Linked DNA regions of Homo sapiens: region 1 is linked to region 2. The links are chromatin loops, found by intact Hi-C in ENCODE. Cell type or tissue: OCI-LY7. All regions are shown on one strand.

Region 1 (2,500 bases), 280 kb after region 2:
TGGGATAATTGTCAGATCTCAATGGTTAGTACCTGGGGGATAATGTACTAAATATGTAGATTTTTTTAATTAAAAACAAAAACAAAGAAGAAATAAAGTCTCTGTTTCTAAACTTTTTTTTTCTTTTTTTCTCCAAACTTTTATTGAGTAGTCACTTGCTTACAACTACTGTTCTGTTACATGCGATCGAGAACTTTGACAATAAAACCGTATGGCAGCAAAATTGAAGAAAATGAATGACATATATATCGAAGGTCTGGTGATTTTCCACAGGGAAAGACGTTCTATAAATGTATTCTGGAAAACTACATATATATCGTTCATTTGCACAATATAAAATCACATGATTTTATTTAATGAGGAATCACTGAAGTACAGCCAATAACCAACAAAACAGTGACCAAAATACTCCATGCTGCTTATATGACAATGAGTAAACCTTCATGTACGCAAAAAAATTAGGAGACCACAGGATCCTAGGATGGACTAGAGAATGTGACAAAATATAATCTAATTATATTACAAATGTATGAAACAACTTCCCTGAAGGGTTTGAAGGAAAGGTGCTAATCTAAGTAACTTTGGAAATGAGTGAAGTCTGGGAGTCTAAAGGCAAAACAAATTATACATAAGCACTGGACTCTAGTTGATGAAGCTGTTTCCCACAGGGATATGGGTTAACAGCTCTGATACTGCTTTACATGTATACTGTGATTGAACAATTAAGTAAATGAATGGCAGATGGTGGAAGCCAGCTTTCTCACTGTAGGAGTGTAGGTTATAGATAAGCAAGTGAAACAGTCTAGAATGATCTATGTTGTAAAGGATTAGTCATAGACATCTGTATGAATTTATATCTAGCTCAATATAAATACAGATGGTTACACATAGAAATATTTATAGATATTTGTATACACACAGGTTAGTATACACAAATACATATATCCTTGCTCTGTCAGCTGAGTCAGTCTGAAAGCAATGAAACCCCAGAAGCAAGGAGTTCATCTGGAACTGAGAGTGTGGTTTGTAGTACCACTCTCTGACTAATGAAATTGGGGTTCCTTGGGAAAATATTTGATTCTAAGAACAGGGGCTGCCACCCTTCCTGTGCAGAGATCCTCCTGCAGGGATGTGTTCTGTCCACTCCACATCCAGGCAGGTCTCCAGGAATCTGGAGCTCTCACTCTCCTGAATTAGTTTAGGCCATCTCCCCATCCCTGTGCAGAGAACTTGGGGCCCAGGAGGTTTCCCAGCTCCACACCTAAGCACACCTCTGGGTGCTTAGTGGTTGCCCACTGGATTCTTCCTTGGCACAGGCGCTTGTGTCTGCTGTCAGAGGACCTGTAGTTGGACTTGTCAGGTCTGGCCCCACCCTTTTTGACCACCTCCTCAGGGCTGAACAGGGAGTACAGACCATTGAACTTCATAAATCAGCTCTTGCCTGAGACAACAGAGAGCTTCTCCCAGGAAACAAGGATCAAGTATATACCCAGCCATGTTGGCTACAGCTGGCTCTTACCCATAACTGCCATCTACTGGCTTGTAGGTCAAACTGCACAGCCCTATATTAAACCTGTCAACAGAGGGAGGAGGAGCCAAGATGGCCGAATAGGAACAGCTCCGGTCTACAGCTCCCAGCGTGAGCCACGCAGAAGACAGGTGATTTCTGCATTTCCATCTGAGGTACCCGGGTTCATCTCACTAGGGAGTGCCAGACAGTGGGCGCAGGCCAGTGTGTGTGCGCACCGTGCGCGAGCCGAAGCAGGGCGAGGCATTGCCTCACCTGGGAAGCGCAAGGGGTCAGGGAGTTCCCTTTCTGAGTCAAAGAAAGGGGTGACGGACGCACCTGGAAAATCGGGTCACTCCCACCCGAATATTGCGCTTTTCAGACCGGCTTAAGAAACGGGGCACTACGAGACTATATCCCACACCTGGCTCAGAGGGTCCTACGCCCACGGAATCTCGCTGATTGCTAGCACAGCAGTCTGAGATCAAACTGCAAGGCGGCAACGAGGCTGGGGGAGGGGCGCCCGCCATTGCCCAGGCTTGCTTAGGTAAACAAAGCAGCCGGGAAGCTCGAACTGGGTGGAGCCCACCACAGCTCAAGGAGGCCTGCCTGCCTCTGTAGGCTCCACCTCTGGGGGCAGGGCACAGACAAACAAAAAGACAGCAGTAACCCCTGCAGACTTAAGTGTCCCTGTCTGACAGCTTTGAAGAGAGCAGTGGTTCTCCCAGCACGCAGCTGGAGATCTGAGAACGGGCAGACTGCCTCCTCAAGTGGGTCCCTGACCCCTGACCCCCAAGCAGCCTAACTGGGAGGCACCCCCCAGCAGGGGCACACTGACACCTCACACGGCAGGGTATTCCAACAGACCTGCAGCTGAGGGTCCTGTCTGTTAGAAGGAAAACTAACAACCAGAAAGGACATCTACACCGAAAACCCATCTGTACATCACCATCATCAAAGACCAAAAGTAGATAAAACCACAAAGATGGGGAA
Region 2 (2,500 bases):
TGCAGAACCTAATGTTACCAAATGTTCATTTGGATAAAGTGGATATCTGAAAATCATAACCTTGATTATTAGGTTGTCTGATATGTGCTGTGAATGAGAAGTAGGTAGACTTTATTTCACATGGTCATTCCAGTTGATTTACCGTGTTTTCTTCAGGCACTTTGCTGAGAAGAATTCTGAGGTCCTGTTTGATGTCAACAGAAAGAAATGCTATAATCAATGTGTAATGACAGCCATACTAGTGACAATAAGACCAGGTAATTATCAAATATGTAATCAGTATAATAATAAAATCTTATATTGTACCTTTCTTCGAAGAGCAAAGATTGTTTCCAAATTCGAGTCACGAAATTAAAACAGAAAGCCTTACTTCTTACTCCAGAGAATGACTGGATGCCAAAAGATTAAGTAAGCATCACTAATGTGCTTACATGAGACAATATTGTGGCCAATTATATTTCTATCCTGCCTACATTACTCAGATCTTAAGGTGATGTCACTATGCGTTTGAGTGTATGTATGTGTGTGTGTGTGTCTGTGTGTGTGTTATGACATTATACCTGGAGAGAAAAACAAATCACCAAGGCTGATTTCAGAAGAAGCTTTGGCATCCATATGCCACTCACCTTAATCATTTTTAAATCAGACTGTCCTTCAATCTTACGATTCAGTCAAGGAGCTAATTGTATCTTGTCAATGCCATAGATACCCTCAAAGTCCTATAAAAGATGTTCTGGGCTTATGTAGGCTGAATTAAAAGACATTCACTTGTGGTGGCTTTAAACCACATAGGATGACTCATCATATCAGTTATATCCACTTGTGCTGACGTTTGTCTTGCGTAACCATTGTGTTAAGTGCTTTCCATAAAAAGCCTTCATGCAAATCTTTTTTTTTTTTCCTGATCATTAAGGCACTTTAACACAAAGAGGTAGAACAGTACGTTGTAACCACATCCTGGGTTTGTTTCTCTGTAGGAAGATTGCTTTGTGCCTGAAAGCTGTACAGGATATTTAAAGACTAGAGCAAATGATTAAATTTACCCACTTTTTTTTTGTTCCTGGCAGCCTAAGCCCTAAGCTTTACCTGTCATTCAACTCATCTAAATGCCAAAGAAAAGGGCTGACACAGAGTAGAAATCTTGTCACATGACCTCACCCTCCTCCCCATCTCCTTTCTAAGGGCTCCTGCAATTGTCATTTACATTAAAGTTCCGTGCTTAGGCCTGCAGGTGGAGAATTGCTCTTTTGTTGAGAGTTAGTTTCTGTTACAGGTCAGAAAACAGAAGACTTTGTCAGAGGTTGGGCTGCTTTCTAAAGTAACTCATTGCCAGAATTTTCTAAACAAGAAAAAAAGCCAGAAAGCAAGGCAATTCTTGAAATGTTAGTACAAGATAAAGGTGTCCATTGGGAAATGAGCAACATGGCTCTGGGGTTCTCTTGAAATTCAGAGTTGAAGAATTTAGCAACACTGACACTTCTGACACGTAGAGGAAATGTGGGAGAAAATGCAGCAATTCAATAAATTCTACAAACATTTATATGCTACTGATAGGCTGGGCACTGCTCTAGGCCTCAGAGATACCAGAGACTGATTTAGACTATTTCTCCAGCTTCAAGGGGCCCAGCGTCTGTGAGAACAATTATGCATAAGCAGTTGTAGCAGAAGTACAGACTCAGTATAGTTGGAAGGGATTGAAGGGCACTGCAGAGTAAAATGAAACAGAGGGAATGGAAAGTTCTTCTCATGTCTCCCATCATCTTCGAGACTATTTTGAAGACATAAATACAGACATAGTGCAGTGTAGATAAATAGGCATGGCCTTTGGAACAAGTATGTCGTCAAATCATTTTCTGTCTAGGTGATCTTGGGTCAAGAAAGGTTAGGCAATAACCAGAGGATATTCCCTATATGTCTTCAAAATAAAGTCTATTGTTCTAAGACCATAGAAAATATGAAGATTTAACTGAAATAATGGTTCATATTTTAGCCTAAGTATATATCCTGTTATATAATCTGCTGTTACTTTCTTTTAATTATTTTTGTAGTGATTGTGAATTTCCTTTCTTCTTTAATCTTGTTTGTAATTAATTGGCTTTAGTGGATTCGGAACTAATGGATACTTTTCTTGAGATATTTAGAAAGTACAGAAAAATTCAGAAGGGAATGCTATGGTTTTAATGTTTGTCCCCTCCAAAACTCATGTGTTGAGAGCCTAATCATTAAGGCCACAATGTTGGGAGAGGGGGCTTAATGGGAGGTGTTTAGGTCTTGCGAGCTTTGCCTGCGTGAATTGATTAATGCCACAATAAAATGGTTTTTGAGAGTGGGCTCTCTCCCTTCCACTCTTCACCAATGTGAGAAGCAGCATTGCTCCACCTCTGAAGGAGACAGCATTCAAGGTGCCATCTTGGAGGCAGAGACCAGGCCCTCACCAGAAACCAAACCTGTTGGTACCTTGATCTTGGACTTTTCCACTTCCAGACCTATGAGAAATACA

Evidence for each region. Peaks named below come from ENCODE experiments on the same cell type or tissue, not always from the same donor. Only the 100,000 strongest peaks of a DNase experiment are listed, where the experiment ranks them.
Region 1: it touches region 2 in a loop (4-fold over the local background); 2 of 110 quality-filtered maps call a loop at or near these places.

Annotation. Positions count from the first base shown.
Region 1 is chr4:23,613,187-23,615,686 of GRCh38, forward strand. No RefSeq gene overlaps it. Among named protein-coding and RNA genes, the nearest start is that of PPARGC1A-AS1, 150 kb to the right of the region's middle. RefSeq lists an enhancer at 1,886-2,446. In OCI-LY7, a CTCF peak has its summit at 1,505 (motif pointing left); a DNase peak (open chromatin) is centred at 1,535.
Region 2 is chr4:23,333,270-23,335,769 of GRCh38, forward strand. It overlaps LOC105374524 (a long non-coding RNA gene), which reads left to right. Exons shown (of 19, transcript XR_007058437.1): 16 at 157-257. All of the region lies in intron 2 of LOC105374523 (a long non-coding RNA gene), which reads right to left. Among named protein-coding and RNA genes, the nearest start is that of PPARGC1A-AS1, 430 kb to the right of the region's middle. RefSeq lists enhancers at 927-976, 1,037-1,266. In OCI-LY7, CTCF peaks have their summits at 1,235 and 1,435; a DNase peak (open chromatin) is centred at 932; H3K4me3 peaks cover 1,702 bases; H3K27ac peaks cover 2,500 bases.